3 separate regions of the Mus musculus genome follow, and all the other regions are linked to region 1. Evidence: chromatin loops called from intact Hi-C (ENCODE). Cell type or tissue: heart. All regions are shown on one strand.

The links. Peaks named below come from ENCODE experiments on the same cell type or tissue, not always from the same donor. Only the 100,000 strongest peaks of a DNase experiment are listed, where the experiment ranks them.
Region 2: it touches region 1 in a loop (8-fold over the local background); 12 of 42 quality-filtered maps call a loop at or near these places.
Region 3: a loop joins it to region 1, with 2.3 times the contacts of the local background. A loop is called at or near these places in 8 of 42 quality-filtered maps.

The regions. Positions count from the first base shown.
Region 1 is chr13:100,489,381-100,497,380 of GRCm38, forward strand. It overlaps Gtf2h2 (general transcription factor II H, polypeptide 2), which reads right to left and starts at 3,229. Exons shown (of 16, transcript NM_022011.4): 1 at 3,077-3,229; 2 at 696-784; 3 at 103-180. The coding sequence starts at 751. Ocln (occludin) reads right to left here. Exons shown (of 9, transcript NM_001360536.1): 9 at 7,124-8,000. In heart, CTCF peaks have their summits at 3,285 (motif pointing right) and 5,198 (motif pointing left); a DNase peak (open chromatin) is centred at 3,131; H3K4me3 peaks cover 1,735 bases; H3K27ac peaks cover 1,171 bases.
Region 2 is chr13:100,613,609-100,621,608 of GRCm38, forward strand. It overlaps Marveld2 (MARVEL (membrane-associating) domain containing 2), which reads right to left and starts at 3,363. Exons shown (of 7, transcript NM_001038602.4): 1 at 3,318-3,363. Rad17 (RAD17 checkpoint clamp loader component) reads right to left here. Exons shown (of 17, transcript NM_001044371.2): 16 at 5,486-5,543; 17 at 3,556-4,324. The coding sequence ends at 4,036. In heart, a CTCF peak has its summit at 3,089; no DNase peak of the experiment used is centred here; H3K4me3 peaks cover 1,102 bases; H3K27ac peaks cover 834 bases; H3K27me3 peaks cover 776 bases.
Region 3 is chr13:100,121,385-100,129,384 of GRCm38, forward strand. It overlaps Smn1 (survival motor neuron 1), which reads left to right and starts at 3,471. Exons shown (of 9, transcript NM_011420.2): 1 at 3,471-3,581; 2 at 5,203-5,274; 3 at 5,486-5,605; 4 at 6,421-6,621; 5 at 6,831-6,977. The coding sequence starts at 3,510. In heart, no CTCF peak of the experiment used is centred here; a DNase peak (open chromatin) is centred at 3,467; H3K4me3 peaks cover 2,199 bases; H3K27ac peaks cover 1,202 bases.

The sequences.
Region 1 (8,000 bases):
AGCACACAGTTAAAAAGAAATATGAAGGACGGTCACAGAGGGACAGAAAGGCTTCGAGAACCTCTTTTCCTTTTGTAACTCTTTCTCAAAAGCAGCTCATACCTTTTCCTCTTTGCCTTGAAGAGAATATCTTCTATTGTAGCTTTAAGTGATCCAGTTTCATCTTCTTTAAGAATTTCCCTGAAAGCAATATTTATTAGTTTGAAATAAGCTAAAAATACTAATCCAATAAAAAGTAAAACATACAAAGATCTGTATATGTATGTTCGCAGCAGCACAATCCATAATAACAAAAAACTGGAAGTTGATGAAAACATCTCAAATGCTGAATGAATGCACAAAATGTAGCATAAGAGTATAGAGATATTCTCCAGCAATTACAAAGGAGCACATTCAACATGAAGGAGCTGTGAAATTTACATCAAATGGGCAGGAAAGGTGATCTGTAGGTCATGACAGTGTGTACAGGTGGTGGGGACGGAATGAGTATAAAGGCACTTACTGCCCTCATTTACTGTTCTAAAAGTAGTTTATGGCAAGAGTTATACAAAACAGTAAATATTTTTCAAAAGAATTTCACTGGGTTGTCAACTGAGATATATTGAATTTTAATACACATGAAACACACTTTAATAAAACTGAAGTTAAAGAGAAAGAGACAGTATCTACAGCACGGCCAATTACATCTAACTTACCAGGTTCTCTCATAGCCTCCTTCCCACCGCTTGGTTCTCTCAGGTTCTTCATCCATGGTGCTTATAATGATATATATGCTTATTCAACTCTGTAAAAAAAAAAAAAAAATAGATCACCAATTAACCTAATTACTTAACAGTTAGGGACAAAGTTTAAAATATCAGAATGCAAGGTCATTTTATTCTTGCAGTGTATTCAGTAACTATTCTATGAAAATACAAAATTCTCAGTTGGGCAGTGGTGGCACAAGCCAGCATGGTCTACAGAGCGAGCTCTAGAGTGAGCTCCAGAGCAAGTTCCGGGACAGCCAAGGCTACACACAAAGTAACCCTCTCTCAAAGAAAAAAAAAAAGTCAGAAGATTAGAGACTAGTCCTAAGGGGCTTTTTATGAAACCTGCTACAATATAACGTTATTAATTAAATTCTGTATATTTCCCACGGAGTCATCATTTGCCTCAGAAAACTTGATCGTTTGTCTTTAAAAGGTAAAAATACCTCAGACTGGCAAATGCTTACTCAGCATCCTATCCTCCATGTGCAAGAATAGCTGTCAGCCCAGACAGTTCCTATCTGAAACCGCAGACAGGGAACTAAAGCCAGAACGTTATTCCCTGAGCCTCTCATGCTGATGCACCCTTCCCTCTTCAAGCCCAGACTGGGCTACACAATGAGACTCAAGCCCCTCAAACACCACTGTGAACATAAAAGTAAAGTTCTGCCTGGACATGGTGGAACTGATGGGAGGTGACTCGGAAATAAAAGATAAAAGACAGGTATCTGTAGAAGCAGGACTGGCTTTTTTACTCAGAAACAGGAGGGCAGAGGCAGGTGGATCTCGAGCCCAGTCTGGTCTACTAACAGAGTCTAGGACAACCAGGGCTCTGTTACACAGAGAAACTCTGTCTCGAAAACCAAAAAAGTAAAAAAATTAAAAGGATGAGCCCTTAGAAGAGGGAACAAAATACCCATGGGAGGAGTTAAAGAGACAAAGTTCGGAGCAGAGACTGAAGGAATGACCATCCAGAAACTGCCCCACCTGGGGATCCATCCCATATACAGTCACCAAACCAAGATACTATTGCAGATGCCAACAAGAGCTTGCTGACAGGAGCCTGATATAGCTGCCTCCTGAGAGGCTCTGCCAGTGCCTGCCAAATACAGAAGTGGATGCTCACAGCCATCCATTGGACAGAGCACAGGGTCCTCAATGAAGGAGCTAGAGAAAGTACCCAAGGAGCTGAAGGGGTGTGCAAGCCCCCTAGGAGGAACAACAATATGAACTAACCAGTACCCCCAGAGCTCCCAGGGACTAAACCACCAACCAAAGAGTACACATGGTGGGACTCATGGCTCTAGCTGCATAGGATGGCCTAGTTTGTCATCAATGGGAGGAGAGGCCCTTGGTCGTGTGAAGACTCTAAGCCCCAGTATAGGGGAATGTCAGGGCCAGGAAGCAGGAGTGGGTGGGTTGGTGAACAGGGGAAGGGGTAGGAAATAGGGGGTTTTCGGAGGGGAAACCAGGAAAGGGGATAACATTGGAACTGTAAATAAAAAAAAAATAATAATTTTAAAAAATAACAAAACTATGAGCCTGGCTGTGGTGGAGCACACCTTTAGTCCCAGCACTCGGAAGGCAGAAGCAGGCAGATCTCTAAAGTTCAAGGCCACCCTAGTCTACAAAGTGAGTTCCAGGACTGCCAACACTACACAGAGAAACCATCTCCAAATTAATTAATTAATTAATTAAAAATAAATAAAATTTCTGTTCAGGATGAGCAGAGTGGAATACACCTGTGATCCCAGCACACGTGTGTGCGTGTGCACACACAGTTCGCATAATATTACTTTTAAGCTTTTTAAATGTTGCTCCACCGCATCAACATTTGCTTTATATTTTACTCTTCTATTACTCTCTTAAATTCAGAGAAAATGAGAAGCAACGAGTAAACGCCGCACACTTTTTGGCTGGGTATACGGGGCCTCTTTATGATGGAGAATCCAACCGGGGAGAAGTTAGAAGTCCCCACGCCGCAGCCAGATCACCCGTTTCTTAGACTTTCCGTCATCACACCCAGCCGCCCCGGGAGATGCTCACGGTGAGCTCCTCGCGTGCACCCGCGAGCCGCAGCGCGCATGGCCACTGCGGAGGCTCTGCCTCGCCTTACCCTGCCTGGCCCGAGGTCAAGGGTGATTTACTGTCCCCCGTGTTCAGAGAGGGACAGCTCGGGGCTGCAAACTCGCTTCGGGCCACACAGACTCACGGCAAACGGCAGCCCTGCAGCGAGAACTTTCCTCAGGCGGAAGCTGCCGCGCTCCCTGCACACGCCCCCACCCCCTCCGCCCTCCAGGTCCCCCCCGAGGCCAACCCGGGCTTTGCACCTCGGTCCTCAGCTCCAGGCTTCTTCTCCTGTCCGCCTCACTCCAGCCCTCCACAGCCTCAGGACCCCGCAGGTCTCCTCGCGTAGACCCACCAGCCTCGACGAGACGACCCTCACCGGAAGTACCGGCAGTCTGAGTGCGCCGCCAAAATTCTTCCGCAGCGCGCTGGAGCCACGGGAAAAAAAAAATGTTCCGGCGGCAGAGGGCAGCTGCTGCCAGAAGAGGGAGCTAGGGAGCAAGTGGTGCCCAAGAGCGTAACTGCCTTCCAGTTCACCAATATTTCTGCTGTGGGGTGCATTTCTATAGACCAAACAGCTAAAACTACAAGTTCTGGATACGTTATACATGCGTTTAGGGAGGTTTTTTTTTGTCCGTGGGTTTTGTTTTGTTGGGTTTTGTTTAGTATCTGGATGTTTTTGCCTGCGTGCATGTCTGTGCACCATGTTCGTGCCTAGTTGGGGCAGGGGACGGAAGATGGCATCTGATCCCCTGGAACTGAAGTTACAGATGTTTGCTATCTGCCATGTGGATGATGGAAATCAAATCCGGACCCTCTGGAATAGCAACAAGTGCTCTTAACTGCATAGCCATAGCCCCACCTGCCGCCCCACCCCCACGAGCGCCAAGCATGCTCTTTAACCCAAAAATAAGAGGATTCCCCCAATAAAATAAAAATACATCTAAGCATATTTGTGAATAGAAGTAAGACACATTCGAACTTTTCCCACTCATAACTTTGGCTCTGTAAAATAGTCTTAGAAACTAAGACTGAGCTAGGAAGACGAAGGGCACCATTCTCTGACTTTTTTTTTTAAAAAACAATTTTCCTGCTAAGTCACTCACTCTCTTCTGTAGTTCTCTTGAACACAAGGAATGGCAAGACTGATCTGTAAACATCCTTATGACGTGGAACCGAGACTACTCCCAAGCAAAGAGCAAGCCTGGCAGGACAGATCACCTCCCACATGAGGGCAACTACGTATGGTGGGGAGGCTGAAAGCTGGCGCTGGGGTAACTACCTCGCCATAAACAGTCTGCCTCGGAGTAATGACATCACTAGCAAGGTCTCCAGAAACCCTTGCGAAACAAGGCCTTTGTTGGCATAAGTGATCAGACCCATGCCTTGACCAGATCACCTGACCAGACCACAGGCTCTGTCATCTATGCACACCACAAGCCCCTCCCATTTCCCTTTTCTATAAAATGTCAAAGTTCATCTCAGCCCCTCGAAGACAGACTTGGTATATGCAAACCCCTTTATCTGTTTTTCTCATCATGGCCACCTTAATAAAACCCTTTTCTCTGTCATTCATCATTACGTGTCTCTTTGGCAAACTGAGACGCGTGGCCAGACAAGTCTGCTAGGACTGCTGGAACAGGGGGTTTTTATTAAAACTTTGTTAACAGGGTACCAAAGCAAAACAAAATGTGCACAGAAATCATGGTAGTCTCAGTATAACTATGACTAATATTCCAATCACATATAAAGTAACAATAAAATTATCTTACCTAGTGAAATACCTTTTCAAGCTGTGAAACTAAGAACAACCGTAAAGAAAGAATTGAATAAAACCTGGGTGTGGTGGTACATACCGATTATACCAGAACTAGGGAGATTGAAGCAGGATTACAAGCCCAAGACTGGCCTGGGCTGTATTATAAGACCTCGTGTAAGTCCCTCTCTATTCCTCTCTCTTTCCCTCTCCCTCCCTGAGTGTGGTGTGTGTGTGTCCATAGCTGGCTGGCACAATGAAGTTAGAAAATCTGGGAACAGCTTGGGTAGTGTAACTGAAATACAAAAAGCGTTTAATTTGAAAGGCTGCAAGAAAGTGAGCCTTAACAACCCAATACTTTTTTGTTTTGTTTTTTGTTTGGTGTACACGGGGTTTCTTTGTGTAGTCCTGGCAATCCTAGAACTAGCTCTGTAAATTAGACTGGCCTTGAACTCACAGAGATTTGCCAACCTTAGCCTCTGTTAGGGTTAAAAAAGATTTAATTAGGGCTGGTGAGATAGCTCCGTGATTAAAAGCACTGGCTGCTCTTCCAGAGATCCTGAGTTCAATTCCCAGCAACCACATGGTGGCTCACAACCATCTGTAGTGGGATCGGACGCCCTCTTCAGGCAGGCGGATGTATATGCAGCAGAGCACACAGACATTAAATAAAAATTTTAAAAAAGACCTAGTTAAGCAGGTGGTGTGGTGGCGTGTGCCTTTAATCCCACCACTCGGGAGGCAGAGGCAGGCGGGTTTCTGAGTTCGAGGCCAGCCTGGTCTACAAAGTGAGTTCCAGGACAGCCAGGGCTACACAGAGAAACCCTGTCTCGAAAAAAAAAAAATTAGTTATGCATACTCTATCTGCATGTACACCTGCATGCCAGAAGAGAGCATTAGATCCCATTATGGATCCACCATGTGGTTGCTGGGAATTAAACTCAGGACTTCTGGAAGAGCAGCCAGAGTTCTTAACCACTGAGTCACCTCTTCCGCCCTCATCCAAATGCCTCTAAGTTGAAACCAAATAATAGAGCAAAATACTCGTTTTAAATTTCTATGACTAGGGTGTAGACAAGTGTGAGACCTGGGTTTCGTCCCCAGCACCACACACACATATGAAGTGGAAACTTAAGGGTTCTTTGGAAAGTCAGTTATGTTGGATGGCATTTTGCTGGGGCAAACACATGATGGAGTGTTTTCCTAAAGCAGACAGGTAAAGGAACCTTTCACTGAAGCAGACACGAGAGAGAAGATGCTCTGCTAAAGCAAGCGCATGAAAGGACACATGGTAAAGGAGTCTTTGCTAACGACACGCATGTATTGGTCTGCCTTTACACTGCGTAGTTGAGCTCCTTTTGTTGGGACTCCATAGAGAGAAACGCACGAAGAGACTTCTGGTGGTGTTCTGTGGCTTGTTGCTTCTGCTGACCCAGGCCAATTGGCAGAGTGATGGCAGCTGAGACAAGACTCATGTGAAGTTTCGCTAAGTCAGACTCATGTGCTGAGGCCAGACCCATGGAGAACATGTGATGTTTGCAGGGAGTATAAATAGGACTCAACAGACAATGACAGAGGTGGGGCTTGGCTTGCTGGTACAGCCCGCTGTGCGATGCTTGTTTATCTCCACACTTCCCGAGAGAGGCACAGCCCAGAACTTCTTCTGAATGTCCTTCCTGGTCCCTCCTGCTGACTTGTACCAATTCATCTCAGGCCTGGCCATCCCTGCTAGGTCATGCCACTGCTGCTGCTATCCCAACACTACTGTACTGAACTGCTGGTATACCCAAGAAGTGTTGGCAAGTGAAGAATTCCCATACACCAAGGGGAATCAGCCTTCTGCTCTGGTCATTCTTGACTCTTTCAGGTCTTTACAGATTCTTCAGATTTCAGATGAAGCTTTTCATATTAATATAAAGTACTTCAAATACATTCAAAACTAAAACAAGATACTTAGACTAGACAGAGCAACCCTACATGACACAGTATATCACTTAGCAGTCAGTACCCTACATGACACAGTGTATCACTTAGCACTCAGTACTCTACATCACCCAGTGCATCACTTAGCAGTCAGTGCCCTACATCACACAGGGTGTAACTTAGCACTCAGTACCCTACATGACACAGTGCATCACTTAGCAGTCAGTGCCCTACATCACACAGTGTATCACTTAGCACTCAGTACCCTACATGACACAGTGCATCACTTAGCAGTCAGTGCCCTACATCACACAGTGTATCACTTAGCACTCAGTACCCTACATGACACAGTGCATCACTTAGCAGTCAGTGCCCTACACTACACAATGTTTCACTTAGCAGTCAGTCTAGGATGGAAAAATAAAGATTTCCTCGTCCAAAGGATCAAGATCGCACCTCCATCTAAACTCACTAGTATGTGGCTGAGGCAGATAACATACCAGAGCACTACTTTCCTTATCCATAAAATGAGAACAAGCAACAGTCCCATGCTAAGAGGCTGTTATGAGAACTGAACGAGGTATCCTGTATATCTGTATATACAATGTTAACTGCAAACAGTGGACTAGTATTTACTGTAAATACTAGACTTTATTTCAAAAATATAAAGCACACACAACAAAACATCATTGCCTTTCCTGGGGGAGGGGTTAGTTCATGTATGTTTATTCTAATGTTTTCAGCTTTTCAAAATGGAAACCTTGATCTTACCAACTTACAATAACACACACACGTGCGCATCATTTAATGCAGGGAACTTCATAAGAAGGGTTATGTTTTCACATAACTATTGAAAAAAAAAGCATGTAAAGAATAGTTTTACTAACAGAACGTAGGTATGAAAACCAAAAACCATAGGTCAGAATGTAAAACGCCTCTAAGGTTTAATCTAGCCCCTATTTTACATTAAGAAACTGCCTGAACAGACCGATGGACACACCCTGGTACTGGCTTCAGGCCTGCAGTGGTAGCACCACGTTGGAAAAGAATTATTTCTTTTACTCTTCCAACATCTAATTTTATGGCACAGTTTTATAATTCCTGCCACTTCATTTTCTTCATCTAACAGAACAGACCTGCTTTGTGAGGACACTAGCAAATTGGCTTCATAAACTACGGAGGAGCCAGGCCTGGAGGAGAACCTCTAATCTACCTGCCACCCGGGGAGTGGGAGGCAGGAGGACTGCAAATTTGAAGTCTGCCATCTTGAGCTACCTAGTGAAACCCTGTCTAAATCAAAACAAAACAACAGAAAAGAACAATGATTTCCAAGAGGGAGACGTTAATTAACATAATGACCAGTTAAGGAGCTCCAAACAGTCTTTCCTACTCGATGTCAATCCAAAAGGGACGAAAATACTTTTTTGTACTATGTTCAGCATGTAGAAAATAAAATTTTTCTTTAATTTGAAAAAAAAATTGACCCAGTATTATACAAAAACATTATT
Region 2 (8,000 bases), 120 kb after region 1:
GTTTCCCCCCAAAAAAAATTTTTTTAAATTTTTTTCAAAATACACTTTGACTAAGTCTATTGCCTTCCTTGATGAAAGCAATGACCTAAATATATATACAACATATAAAATTGGGAGTGGGGAATAAAATATGGAGTGTAAATAAATAAATAAATTTAATTAAAAAAACAAAACCCACTTGCTGATAATATACTACTAGGTTAGAAGCACACTGATTTTCACCCTTTAACTTGTTTATGCCTTTTTATTGGATAGTCAAGTAGACATATGGTACTATACTTGAAATTAGGACAAATTTAAATGCGTGCTCTTACTTTAAGGTGTTGAGGAATTTGGAAATCCTAAGGCATAATTTTACTTGTAAAATGGAGGCCCATTAGTCAACAGAGATTGTCTGAGACCCTTCCATGGATCAGACACACCAAGGTTGTACTTAAGTTCCCTGCCTTTATGGAATTTAGATCCTACTGTGGGTGGCAGGTGATGGAGAAGCAAAATGCATAATGCCCCAAGGGTCAAAGTCTTTAAGAGGAGAAAGGAGGGCCCTGCAGGCAGTGGGGTACAGCATCAGCAAGGTGAGGGAAGTCTTCGTGGAGGAAGCAACAAATATAGAAATAAAGGTGAAGGTAGAAACCAAGGGGACCTCTGGATGCTCTAGGCAAATGGAACAGCTACACCGCCTAACATGCTAAGGAAATACCCAATCAGAGAGCTCAGCAAGGAAGCAACAGAATGAGACACACAGTAGGTCCAACGCCAAATGAATCACTTAAGATCTTAAATCCACTGGCTATGAAAGGGATGTAAGAAGCCATCAAGAGGATTGGGAGTTGAGGAGTGACAGGATCTGACTTGTTTTAATAGGATCTCTTTGGATGTGGTATTCAGAGTTCAACCCAGAAGGTGAAGGCTGACATGAGGAGACTGTTGATACATGCCCCAAAGGATCATGGGAAGAGCCATGGAGACAGCAAGGCCTTACATTCTAGATGCAGGACATGTAAAATAAGTGGTCACTGAGGAATTTAAACGTAATCTAAAGTGGGAAGGGTAGCATCGAGAACCTCCACATCCCACAGGTCAGCTTCAGTAACGACCCCTGTAAGACCAATCCTCTTCAGAGTTCACCATTCCTTCCCTGTCCTAGTCCTCTACCGAATTACTTAGAAGCAGGCCCAGAGGGTCTGGAGAGATGACTCAGTGGTTAGCGACAATGGCTGCTCTTCCAGAGGACCTGGGTTCAATTCCCAGCCTCCTATGGAGGCTCGCAACCAACTGTAACTCTAGTTCCAAATGATCTAACAGGCTCTTCAGCTTCCATGAGCACTGCACACATATGGTGCACACACATGCAGGCAAAACACCCACATAAAACAAACAAACAAACAAAAATGCTAGACTTCTATCTGATCGCTTTATGGTAAATTCATTTCTCCATCCCCAGAGAATAGGAGATTTCACAAGAGTTTCAGCAGTCCCTTAGGGAATCCAAGTGGAGATGCAGCCTGTCCAGAGAGAAGAGACTGTCACCAGACCAGACACAACCACCCAACAGATCAGTGGGTTTCAGCCTTCTTAATGCTTCTATCCTTTAATACAGTTCCTCATGTTGTGGTGACCCCCCCCACCACCACCACAAAATTATTTTGTTGTTACTTCATAACTGTAATTTTGCTACCATTACGAACTATAATGTAAATATCTGTTTTCCAATGGTCTCAGGGGATCCCTGTGAGAGGGTCATGCCCTACAGGTTGGACCATTGTAATAGATGGAACACAGAGGAAAGAGTCCAGGAAGAAATTTCAGGGTCCTCTAATTAGACACCCCAAGTCTGGAGGATTAACTACGATCACCCAGAAAGGTGTGCAAGGCAAACCAGAAGCTTTCCAGATGACAACTGTCTTAGGGTTTTACTGCTGTGATAAAACACCATTAACACATAACTTAGGGAGAAATGGTTTACTTTCACTTACAATACTCAAGCCACACTGCGATACTGAGAGAACTCAGGGCAGGAACCGGGAGGCAGGGGCTAATGCAGAGGCCATGGAGGAGTGCTGCTTACTGGTTTCTCCTCTTGGCTTGCTAAGTTTGTTTTCTTATTATCCAGGACCAGCGGCAGCACCATTCATAGAGACCTGGGCCCTCGGATGTAAATCACCAATCAAGTAAATGGACCACAGGTTTGCCCGCACACAGGTCAACTCAGTGGGGGCAATTTTCTCAACTGAGGTTCGGTCTTCTAAGAGGACTGTAACTTGTGTCAAGTTGACATAAAACCTGCCGGCACAACAGCAATTATCTTTGCCCTTTTGTCTTTATCTCTTTGCTCTTTAAAAAAGACAACGTTTACATCTAACACATGCCTAAGAATGTAGAAGCAAAAACACAACAAATAAACGGAAGGAGATTTGAGGTCTTTAGGGTGTATATAGTTTGCACGGCGGCATCCCGCTGGTTAATTTAACTCCTAAAAGTATGACTCACTGTAACGGATTCAACTCATCTTCACCTGTGGAAAACCGCTCGTTTGAGTTACATCACTTTATCATTTAAATAAAACACAAAAATGTGTAGACTAGTAGAAGAGCAAACTGTGCTACCTAGCAAGGAATCTTCAGCGGTATTTGACCACATCTTAAATATACAGATAAAACCTTACAGGTTGTCCTTGAGCCCCCTGGGCTCCACCTAGCTCGGTCGCAGGTCTTTTGTTTGCTTGGAGCCAGGGAGTTAGGAATGCCACAGCTGTGGCCAGAAAAATGGTTCACTGAGCGTCACGGGGATCGAGCCTGGTCACCTTCACACACGCACAATCGCCCCTTCAGTTGCCTCTAAAGTTTTGCTGCCTCCAGAAAGTGGACTACCGCCACAGATACTTGGGGGTTTGGGGTGGGGGAGCAGCGGAGCTGCAGCCGCGAGCGGACCGACAGATACCCAGCAATCCCGCCAGGGTCCCCCATCTAGCCTCCCGGCACCGCGACTATACCCACCCGGTGCGTGTCCCGCCTTCGCTTTCTTCTCTGGAAAATCCACTCTGGCTTCCGCCCCAAGGTGGCCGTTGTCTCGGTCAGGCCAGCCGGGAAAGTGGCGAGGGCGGCGCCACCAGGCGCCCGGAAGGACGGCGGCGGTCCAGCCGGCCGCACCTGTCGCTGCAGCGAAACCCGCCCACGCCGCCCCCGGAGCCCGGCGCGCCCGCGTGCTCCCGCTTCAGCCTGGCCGCGGGAGGGAGGCGGCTCCGGGGATGTGTGCCCAGGGCGAAAGGCCCACCCCGCGGGCTCGGCGTCCCGTCGCCGCATCGCGGCCCCACTCACCTGCGCGGCCGCCGGAACAGCACGCTCTGCCGCGGGCACCGAAACTGGGACCGAGCTCCCGGGGCGTGGCCGAGCCGCAGTGCCCCGCCCGCCTGGCCACCTAGCTGAGGCCAGGAAGCAGGCATAGCATAGGTGCTACCAGCTCCTTCCCATTTTAGAACATTTGCTCTACTTGCCTTGCCTGGACCCAAGGCAGACAGTGCGCGGTAGGTAATGTTAAAGGATAAGAAGAACAAGATGAAATCCAACGTTTTTAATTTTGATATAAATTATGTAAATACTTTCCAGAAGTATCTAAAATATTCCACTGTACAACATACCAAAAATGGTATCCGAAAAGCTAGATGCAAACTGTAAGTAAGGCACAAGGTTTATTTATACTCATAATTGCATCCTAAACTGTTTTATAAATCAAATTTCCAACACCCCATAAAGTCCGTATATTCTGGATTACTCCTTCACATTTTGATATTTAGTACAACATTCATACACTTCACACCGTGACTTCTCCTCAAACCATTCACAAGACTAAATAAATACTAAGCACTGAGTACTTGAGACCTGCTTTACTTCAAGATGACAGTCGTCAGTTGCTGTGACGAATACGATAAGGAACTGAGCAATTAACAAATTGCTTGTCCTTCAGAGACGTGTTCAAGTACCACTGAATAGACTAAAATTTATCTCTCAAGGAGCAACCTGATTGGCAGGCTGTTCTCTATGTCTCCTCGCTGTCATAGTCCTCTATTATTATGTCTTCCTCTTCCTCCTCCTCTTCTTCCATGTCCACTTTGGAGGAAAAGGGCTGAGGCTGGCTGGCAGGCAGATCGCTCCCGCTGTTCTGACTCAGCGGAAGGGACCAGGTCTCTGGGTCGGCATTCTGAGCAGCCTGCGCGGGTTCACCGGGAGCTTCCTGAGCCGGCTGCCCTCCGCTGTGCGGGGACTCATCCCCACTGTCAGGGTCTATCAGCCCCAGCTCTCGGTCAGTCAGGGCTTCCATTTTCAACCTGTCAGAGTCACAGCGAAGACATCAGTGGGAACCAAACAGAAAACTCCTTGAAATTATGAACTAAGTGGTCTTTCCACTCACACACAAAAAATACAAGGCAAATGACCAACTGTGAATAAGTCCTTTCTGCTATCAAAAGTGTTACTGTCTTCAGCAGAGTTCCTATAGACTAATATTTATATGTATACATTAAAAATGAGCATAAGGGGAGAGGGTATGGGGGGGGCTTTTGGGATAGCATTGGAAATGTAAATGAAGAAAATACCTAATAAAAAAATAATATTAGTAGTCCTGAGGATAGAACCCAGAGCCTTGGGCATGCTAAACAAACACTTTCCAACTCATCTACACCTAAGCCAGTAAAAAGATTTTTTAAATCAGGAAAAAAAAATGAGCATAAGACAGAAATCTCAGGAAACACAAATGGGTCGACTTGACTGTCCAACTAAATATGAAATTTTAAAATAGAAACTAAAGCTGGGCATGGTGCTCACACCTTTAATCCCACACTCAGGAGGCAAAGGCAGGCACTGGACCTCTGAGTTTAAGCAGCCAAAACTGCATAAAGGGTCTCTGTCTCCAAAAAGGAACTAAACCAATGAACTTCGTCCAGCTGTGTGGTATGGCCTATAATATAATACACTTGGGAGGCTATGATAAGAGAAGTTTGAGTCTAGACTCCACTACATAGTGAGACCTTGTCTCAAAACAAATCTATTCTTTTTTGTATTATTTTTATTTTTTATTGTTACTTCTAAACTAGAAAAGGGTACTTTAGGGTTTTGTTTTGTTTTTTATGTCTATAGTTAGACAGCCTAGCTTGAGTTATAAGGCAGTTATAACTGCTAAGCAAGGGTGCTAGGAACCAAACTCAGGTTCTCTGGTCAGTACTCAACCAGTGAACCATCTCTTCAGTCCTAGTTCCTTTTAATTTATTTTTTAATTAACTGACTGATTACTTCTTAAGTCAGGGTCTATCTACATAGCTGTGTCTATCCTGTAAGACAGGCTGGCCTGAGCTCATAGAGTCCACCTACCTACACCTTCTGAGTGTTAGAAAGAAAGATCTGTGCCCAGCTGTTTCATACTTCGTGAGCAGTGTTGAAGTGTTGACTGACTGTAAGCTAATCATACTCAGTAGACAAGGTCATCAGCTTACCTTCCAAAGCTTCGCTTCAAAGGAAGTCTTCCAACATCTTGGATAAAAGAAATCTGAGCTGAAAAGATTTTAAGATTTACTTATTATATGTAAGTACACTGTAGCTGTCTTCAGAACCCCAGAAGAGGACATCAGATCTCATTACAGATGGTTGTGAGCCACCATGTGGTTGCTGGGAATTGGACTCAAGACCTTCAGAAGAGCAGTCAGTGCTTTTAACCGCTGAGCCATCTCTCCAGCCCTTAACAAAGTTTTAAATGCCATCATTTAAAAATGTATTTTTAGCTGGGCAGTGGTGGTGCATGCCTTTAATTCCAGCACTTAGGAGGCAGAGGCAGGCGGATTTCTGAGTTCGAGGCCAGCCCGATCTACAAAGTGAGTTCCAGGACAGCCAGGGCTACACAGAGAAACCCTATCTCAAAAAACCAAAAAAAAATTAATAAAATAAAATAAATAAATAAATAAATTGTATTTTTAGTTGACAAATTTAAACTATATATTTATGGTGTACATGACATTTTCATGTGTGTATACCTTATAGAATAGCTAGACCAACTATTAACATGTATTATACTACATGATTTTTTTGGTAAGAACACCTGAAATATAGTCTTGGGTCACCAAGATGACTCAGTGGGGGAAAGGTGATGAACTGAGTTCAATCTCCAAAACCCACTAGATAGGAGAGAATTGACTTCAGTAGTATCCACTAGATAGGAGAGAATTGACCTTAGTAGTATCCTTTGATATTCATGTGAATGTTGTGGCACACACACATGCATGTACACCCACATACACTAAATAAATAAATAACTCGGATTTTTCAAATGCATATTAATAGTAACTACCATGATGTATGAGACTTATCTCCTTCATCTAATGTTTTGTCCTCTGACTAACACCTCAGTTTCTTTACCTGGTCTCTGGTAACCAAAATTTACTATCTATGAATTTGACTTTCCTTTTCCTCATACAAGAGAGATTATGTAGTATTTTTCTCTTTGTATCTGGGCTTATTTCATTTAATTTTTTTTAAAGATTTATTTACTTATTATATGTAAGTACAATGTATATGTAAGTACAATGTATATGTAAGTACAATGTAGCTGTCCTCAGATACACCAGAAGAGGGCATCAATCTAATTACAGATGGTTGTGAGCCACCATGTGGTTGCTGGGATTTGAACTCAGGAACTCCAGAAGAGCACTCAGTGCTCTTAACCGCTGAGCCATCTCTCCAGCCCCTATTTCATTTAATTTAATATCATTAAAGTTCACACATATTTTTGCAAAACAAAGGAAATTTTTTTCTAAATAAAATATACAAATGGCCAATAAGCAAGCACCATCATTATCCTTAATGCTGACCATCATTAATCCTTAGAGGGAAGTAAACAAAGAGAGACCACTACACAGCTAAGAGAACTACTATTTTAAATTAGGAAGGCAAGTCTCCAAAAAATATAAGAATCACATATAACCCACAAATTCCACTTGGGAGTATAAAAAAATCAAAATGGAAAATAAAAAAAGCTGGTGGCGTCTGCATTCCTGTCCACCTTTAATCCCACACCTGAGAGGCAGATGCAGGAAAATCTGTGAGTTCAAAGACCCTGTATCCAAAATCCAAAAGGACAAAAAAAAAAAAAAAGGAAGAAAGCATGAAAGAATTCAATTAATCAATCAATCAAAATGAGCTCTCAGGAAAAGTCTGTGGGCTGGCAAGGTAATTAGAGGTGCCTGCCTACCAAGCCTGGTGTCCTGAGCTTGAACCCTGGGACCTACGTGGTAGGAAAGCGCCAACTCCACAAAGTTGTCCCTCACATCTCAGAACTCTAAATAAAGTAAAAATATAATTGTACCTGGGTGTGGTGGTGCACACCTTTAATTCCCACAGCCCAGGAGGCAGAGGCAGGCAGATCTCTGAGTTCTAGGCTAGTCTGGTCTGTACAGAGTTTCAGGACAGCCAGGGATACACAGAGGGACCCTGCCTCAAAAAATTAACTAACTAACTAAATGAATAAAAAATAAAAAAGTAACCGGAAAAATCTTTAAAAAAGGCATTTTTGAATTCTCATGTTTGTAACAACAGCATCTACTGGTGATATAAGCAGAGTACCCCCTGTGTCATTAGTATACACACACACACACACACACATCATTAGTGTATACACACACACACACACATAACAGAAGAATGGGGCTGGTGAGATGGTTCAGTGGGTAAGAGCACCCGACTGCTCTTCCAAAGGTCCAGAGTTCAAATCCCAGCAACCACATGGTGGCTCACAACCATCCGTAACAAGATCTGACTCCCTCTTCTGGTGTGTCTGAAGACAGCTACAATGTACTTACATATAATAATAAATAAATCTTTAAAAAAAAAAAAAAACAGAAGAATGGACATACATATGTTGAATAAGCATATGTAAGATGTAAGTAGGGCTGGGCAGACAAGCCAGTTGATAATGTGCTTGCTTTGCAAGAATGAGGACCTGAGTTCAATGCCAAGAAT
Region 3 (8,000 bases), 370 kb before region 1:
GTCCCATAGGTTTTGGGTACGTTGTGGCTTCATTTTCATTAAACTCTAAAAAGTCTTTAATTTCTTTCTTTATTCCTTCCTTGACCAAGGTATCATTGAGAAGAGTGTTGTTCAGTTTCCACGTGAATGTTGGCTTTCCATTATTTATGTTGTTATTGAAGATCAGTCTTAGGCCATGGTGGTCTGATAGGATACATGGGACAATTTCAATATTTTTGTATCTGTTGAGGCCTGTTTTGTGACCAATTATATGGTCAAATTTGGAGAAGGTCCCGTGAAGTGCTGAGAAGAAGGTATATCCTTTTGTTTTAGGATAAAATGTTCTGTAGATATCTGTCAGGTCCATTCGTTTCATAACTTCTGTTAGTTTCACTGTGTCCCTGTTTAGTTTCTGTTTCCACGATCTGTCCATTGATGAAAGTGGTGTGTTGAAGTCTCCCACCTTTATTGTGTCAGATGCAACGTGTGCTTTGAGCTTTACTAAAGTGTCTTTAATGAATGTGGCTGCCCTTGCATTTGGAGCGTAGATATTCAGAATTGAGAGTTCCTCTTGGAGGATTTTATCTTTGATGAGTATGAAGTGTCCCTCCTTGTCCTTTTTGATAACTTTGGGTTGGAAGTCGATTTTATCAGATATTAAAATGGCTACTCCAGCTTGTTTCTTCAGACCATTTGCTTGGAAAATTGTTTTCCAGCCTTTCACTCTGAGGTAGTGTCTGTCTTTTTCCCTGAGATGGGTTTCCTGTAAGCAGCAGAATGTTGGGTCTTGTTTGTGTAGCCAGTCTGTTAGTCTATGTCTTTTTATTGGGGAGTTGAGACCATTGATATTAAGAGATATTAAGGAAAAGTAATTGTTGCTTCCTGTTATTTTTGTTGTTAAAGTTGGTGTTCTGTTCTTGTGGCTGTCTTCTTTTAGTTTTGTTGAGGGATTATCTTCTTGTTTTTTCTAGGGCGTGGTTCCCGTCCTTGTATTGGTTTTTTTCTGTTATTATCCTTTGAAGGGCTGGATTCGTGGAGAGATAATGGGTGAATTTAGTTTTGTCGTGGAATACTTTGGTTTCTCCATCTATGGTAATTGAGAGTTTGGCTGGGTATAGTAGTCTGGGCTGGAATTTGTGTTCTCTTAGTGTCTGTATAACATCTGTCCAGGCTCTTCTGGCTTTCATTGTCTCTGGTGAAAAATCTAGTGTAATTCTGATAGGGTTGCCTTTATATGTTACTTGACCTTTTTCCCTTACTGCTTTTAGTATTCTATCTTTATTTAGTGCATTTGATGTTCTGATTATTATGTGTCGGGAGGAATTTCTTTTCTGGTCCAGTCTATTTGGAGTTCTGTAGGCTTCTTGTATGTTCATGGTCATCTCTTTCTTTAGATTTGGGAAGTTTTCTTCAATAATTTTGTTGAAGATGTTTGCTGGTCCTTTGAGTTGAAAATCTTCATTCTCATCCACTCCTATTATCCGTAGGTTTGGTCTTCTCATTGTGTCCTGGATTTCCTGGATGTTTTGAGTTAAGATCTTTTTGCATTTTCCATTTTCTTTGATTGTTGTGCCGATGTTCTCTATGGAATCTTCTGCACCTGAGATTCTCTCTTCCATCTCTTGTATTCTGTTGCTGATGCTGGCATCTATGGTTCCAGATTTCTTTCCTAGGGTTTCTATCTTCAGCGTTGCCTCACTTTGGGTTTTCTTTATTGTGTCTACTTCCCTTTTTAGGTCTAGTATGGTTTTGTTCATTTCTATCACCTGTTTGGATGTGTTTTCCGGTTTTTCTATAAGGACTTCTACCTGTTTGGTTGTGTTTTCCTGTTTTTCTTTAAGGACTTGTAACTCTTTAGCAGTGTTCTCCTGTATTTCTTTAAGTGAGTTATTAAATTCCTTCTTTATGTCCTCTACCATCATCATGTGAAATGCTTTTAAATCCAGGTCTACCTTTTCAGGTGTGTTAGGATGCCCTGGACTGGGCGAAGTGGGAGTGCTGGGTTCTGATGATGGTGAGTGGTCTTGGTTCCTGTTAGTAGGATTCTTACGTTTACCTTTCGCCATCTGGCTATCTCTGGAGTTAGTTGTTATAGTTGTCTTTGTTTAGAGATTGTTCCTCTGTTGATTTTGTTACCCTCTACTAGCAGACGTGGGAGACTAGCTCTCTCCTCTGAGTTTCAGTGGTCAGAGCAGTCTCTGCAGGCAAGCTCTCCTCTTTTAGGGAAGGTGCACAGTTATCTGGTGTTTGGACCTCCTCCTGGCTGAAGATGAAGGCCCAAAACAGGATCTTTCCCAGAAGCTGTGTTGCTTTGGCCAGGAAGGTGGCCGGTTTTCTGGAGCCGAAGATGTCACCGCCTCCTCATTTTTTTAAATTGCAGGTTTTTGTGGTTTTGAGACATTGTTTCAGTGTTCTGTTGGGTAAATATCCCCTAATTTAGCTAAGGCACTCTGCCTTTTACCAGCTCAGTAGGATGTGTTTCCCAGATACTCTGTCCATGTCCGCAGCTGGGAACATTCTCTTAACAAACGATCTACACCCACATCACTATCAGTGTGCCCCTGGTCCAATTTTATTTTGTTAAATCCTGGAACACAAGAACCCACAAATCTCACTGGGCGCTTTTGGGATGCCCTATTGTCTATGCCCTATTCCAAGATCCCCTAAATTGTAGAAAACAGTGGGTTTTGCCAGGCTGTGCCCTGCCCTGGGAGAGTCCATCATAGTTTGAGACAGGGGCTCGCTGCAAACCTCTGACTGGCCTGGAACTTCGTATGTAGACCAGGCTGGCCCCAACTCATACCTGCTTGCCTCTGGAAACTCCACCCTACAAGCAGCTTCTGACTCCATCTTGAGGGAGGTGACTGAAACCTCTGGGTACACCAGAAATAGCACCATCTGCCAGGACTTATCTAGTTTTTTGTTTGTTTTCTACAGGCTGATAGGTGGCTTATTCCTGAGTCAATCTGTAAATTTATTGGGATAAATCAAAACTATGGTGGCACATGGGATATCGAAATTCTATCAGGAAAATCAGACTCAGGAATTTACCAGATATGCCAGATGAAGGAAATGGTCGACTCCCCTTACCTCAACCTTGGGCCCATTACAAAACAGACACCTAACACTGCAAAAGGCCCGATACCAACCCATCGTCTAATAATTGGTGTGTGCATCAAGAACCAGCAAACACAGGATGCCCTTATTGTGAAGGTTCATCCCAAACTCGGGAAGCTGAGGTAGCAAAGGCCAGCCTAGGCTATATAGCGAGGCTGACTTGAAAAATGAAAAGAAAAGGGCTGGAGGGAGGAAAATAAATTGGAAGAAAACAGAGGGAAAGGTTAAAAAAAAAAAAAAGAACTAGAAGACAGGTGGAGGGGAGAAAGAGAAAAGACAGATGTGGGAGGAGTGAGTTGGAAGCGTGTAGGAGGTCTCTGGCTGCCTCCGGGCCACCGTACTCTTCCGGTCCCAGAAGCCCCATGACGGAAGTCGTCATTGAGTGAGCCCGGCAGCGTCCGTGGTAGCAGGCCATGGCGATGGGCAGTGGCGGAGCGGGCTCCGAGCAGGAAGATACGGTGCTGTTCCGGCGTGGCACCGGCCAGGTGAGGTCGCGGCTCGGCGCTAGCACTCGGAGCGCTGCCCGAGACCGAGGCGGTGCGAGCTCGGGCCACATCCGCAGGCGGCTCCTGGTGCAGCTCGGGCGCCGGCGAGGCTGTGAGCCACGCTTTGGTCCTGTGTGACTGTGAGGGGATGTGCAGGAACGGGGACAGGCTGGCTGAAGCAAGGCAACCAGATAGGAGCCATTGGAAAGCTCCAGATTTAGGTCAGGATGAAGATGTTCACAGGGACTTTAGACTAAAATGCTGGTTTTCTGGATCCAGTTTTGTAACCGGAAAGACCAAGTGTTGCAAACAACAGTTGATAAAGTTTGAGAGAGAGGGATAACTAAAGTTGCCCGGAGTAGTTGAAAGTTGCTATTGACTGCATTGCATTCAAATGTATACGACAGCAGATCCGAGGCAGGGTTGGTGGTGCACGCATAATTACATGCACAAACACTTGGGAGATGGGGGCCGGAGGGTCGGGAGTTCAAGATCCTCGGTTACAGCGTGAATTCCGGACCAGCCTAAATTACAGGGAGACTGTAGAAGTAAGATAAACACTGGTAAGTACGAGGGCAAATCAGAGCCAAGTTGGTGGACTGTGCATGTGATCAGTCCCAGCTCCTGAGGCAGGAATGTGAAGTTGAGTCTAGCCTGGGAAACAACATACTCCATCTAACGAAGTTTAAAACATTAGGACCTCGGTCGTCTTATGGTATGGCAACTGATTTCTGCTTGGGGCTTGGGGTGGGAGAAGAGAATTCTGGGCAGCTTTGGGCAGTGCTGCATTTCCTTCTTTGGGGGACAGCCCAGCAATTCCTATTCTGAATAAAGCTTTGCCCTTTGTCCTCAGGGGAGCCCTGGCGGTCTGGTTCTCTCCTTAAAACCACAAGGTTCCTGTGCTAATTTGTCATCGTGGTAACTTCTTCATGCCCAGGGTGATGGGTCATGTTTACAATCTCAGGGGTAATCTTATTGATTGCAGCTTCTTTCTTGTTGCTGTTTTGTTGTTTTGAGACAGGTCTCACAGGGTAGCCTTAGGAGACTTGGAACTCTCCATGTAAGCCAGGCTGGCATCAAACTCAAGGAGATTGCCCCGTCTCAGCCCCCCCTCCCGCCCCCATTTGAATCAGGGACACATTCCATAACCTAAATTGGCCTGGAATTCAATATGCTAGACTGGCCTGGAGCTCTTGGCAACCCTACTGTCTCCAGCTCCGGGATATTGGGATTGTAGATTATAGATATGAGCCATTTTAATTTGTAGTTCATGGTTTTGTTTTTGTTTGTTGGTGTGCTTGTTTGTTTGTTGGGATAGAGTTTTATGTTGTAGTCTATGCTGTCTGGGAACCCACTATAGCCCAGACCAGTTTTGCCTTGGCAGTCCTCTGCTTCTACTGAGTACATTGAGGCTTTCTTAGGTGCTAGGATCTCTGTGTTCGTGCGTGGTGACTTTCTAGAAATGTATCTGCCTGTAACACACACTCTGAGTGTCTGGGCTGTAGGCATTGCTGGGGGTTGATCTAGGGACTTTGAGCTACTTCCCCAGTACTTCCTATTATCTGTTTTTTATTAAGCACATCTATCTATAACTTATTTTTTATTTTTTCTCCCTCTTCAGAGTGATGATTCTGACATTTGGGATGATACAGCATTGATAAAAGCTTATGATAAAGCTGTGGCTTCCTTTAAGGTATGAAATGGTTAATCATTTTTTTCCTTATTTCCTCAGGTCATACATTTTGTAAAGAAAGAGAGAGAAGAAAAATAAACTTGAGCACATTGAGGCTTTCTTAGGTGGTGGGACCTGTTATGTTAGAAAGTAGTGACTTTTTAAAAATATATCCCTCCATGACACATAGATCTTATTTATTTATTTATTTATTTATTTACTGTTTTCATAGCATGCTCTAAAGAACGGTGACATTTGTGAAACTCCAGATAAGCCAAAAGGCACAGCCAGAAGAAAACCTGCCAAGAAGAATAAAAGCCAAAAGAAGAATGCCACAACTCCCTTGAAACAGGTGATAGATTGATTTAACCAGGGTCCTGCCCGGCCTGAGGGGCGGCATGCTGCTTCTGTTTGGAGTGTCCCAGAGCTGTGGATGAATTAGCAAACGCACACATACACACACAGGCGTGTGCGCACACACATGTGCAGGCTGGGCATTAAAACCAGAGCTCTCTGCATTCTGAGTATGTGCTGTGTAGCTGATATGCAACTCAACCCCCCCCCCCCCCCCACACACACACACAAGTTCAACAATTATAAAAATTACTAGGGTAACTCAAAACTTGTGGTAACTGGGTCTGCTATTGAAAGCAGAAGACCTGGGGGTATAGTGTACCAGCAAAGTACCTGGCTGGTTACAGGCCCAGCCTGTGTGCCTGTGTGTCCCTGACCAGACCCACATTGAGTCAGCACAAAACCCTATAGACTAGAGGTCTCATTCTCTCCTCTCTTCTTTTCTCTCTCTCTCTCTCTCTCTCTCTCTCTCTCTCTGAGTTTTTTTGTAAAGTGAATAGTTTGATGCCTCCTTCCATTCATTATTTCCAAAGGGAAAGGGTGTCTACATTTGGTGAACACTTGCTTTTCTTTGACTAAGAACACTGGATTTGTCATACACGTTTGGTCTCTTTTGTTCTTAATGACACGTTTCGGTGGTGGAATACATTATAGCCATTCATCAGGCCGGGAAAAGGAGATGCAGGTGACTAAGAACAGTGTTTATAATGAAGTGAATGGGAGGACTGGAATTACACTTGGAGAACTGGGTTATGGTTTGTTCTTTTCAGAAGAAGGAATGTTGCGTGTCCATAACTTTCTTTTCTTTTGTAGTGGAAAGTTGGTGACAAGTGTTCTGCTGTTTGGTCAGAAGACGGCTGCATTTACCCAGCTACTATTACGTCCATTGACTTTAAGAGAGAAACCTGTGTCGTGGTTTATACTGGATATGGAAACAGAGAGGAGCAAAACTTATCTGACCTACTTTCCCCGACCTGTGAAGTAGCTAATAGTACAGAACAGAACACTCAGGAGGTGAGGCCCCGAAAGATGTCCATTCCTGAAAGTGGACACTAAGTAAGGAAAAAGCATTAGAATCAGTTGTCACGTTGACGCACGAAGGCGTTGAATGACATTCTCATTCTCTCTGGTTCTCCTTTTGCTGGAACGCAAGGTCGGGGCCATAGGAATGCTTGTCGGTGCCCTGCCTTTGCATAATACAATGTTTCCTTTTCTTTTTAAAGAATGAAAGTCAAGTTTCCACAGACGACAGTGAACACTCCTCCAGATCGCTCAGAAGTAAAGCACACAGCAAGTCCAAAGCTGCTCCGTGGACCTCATTTCTTCCTCCACCACCCCCAATGCCAGGGTCAGGATTAGGACCAGGAAAGGTAAATGTTCTGTTGAGAAAAATATATATGTAGGCAGGAATGAGTGTGGGGAGCCTAACTCTTCATTGAGTAATGGATAGCTTTCCTGTGAACCAGGAGCTTCCGGGCCTGCGTCTGGAAAGAGGAAACGCACAGTGAAGTAAGAGGCTCCCTGCACTGCCATGGCTGGCTGGCATGTAACTGGTACACTTTCCTTTTTACAGACTTTTATGACACTATAGTGTGTGCATGAGGACCACACAGAGGAAGGAAAGAGCTGCTCTTATAAGCTGGCTTCTGACTTCCACACATCCTCGTTCCTCCATCTATAAATGATGGGGGATTACAGGAATGTGCCAGCCACCACACCTTGTTTATCCCAGAGCATAGTACAGGGTTAAAGTGTGAACACTTTGTATGGCTCTTTTGGTTGTAAGTAGTAGAAGTCAACTTAAGAAGAATTGTATTATAAGCTAGGTTATGGCTAGAAGAACCTTAACTAGCTTGTTGTGTTTTGTTGTTTGTTTTGTACTAAGTAGCAGTATTTTCCCTTAGAGGGCATGGTATTTAGATAATTCGTGCATGTTTGTGTGTGTGCGCGTGCATATGTGTGCTGTATGTGGGAAGGAACTAGTGCCAGTGGCAGCCAGAGGTCTACACTGAGCATCTTCCTCAATCACTCTCTACCTTATTTTCTGGGGCAGATCGTGTCAGTGAACGTGGAGCTTGCTGGTTCAGCCAGCCTGGCCTGCCAGAGCCCCAGGGATCCTGTCTCCATCTCCCCAGTGCTAGGGCTAAGAATATGTTCTGCCTTGCCTTGTTGCTATGTGGGTGCTGGGGACCCAAGCTCAGGCCTCTCTTTTCACCCCTAGATAGTAATTTGTAAAAATTAAGTATAGCACCTCTTCAGGCTTTCTCTGAGAAGTGAGTAGAGTAGAAGTGAGCACTGGAGATACGGCGAGGAGAGGATTACTGAGTTTGGGACCAGCCTGGCCTCCATAGAGACAGTTTTGAAAAAAAAAAAAAAAAAGACAAAACTAAAAC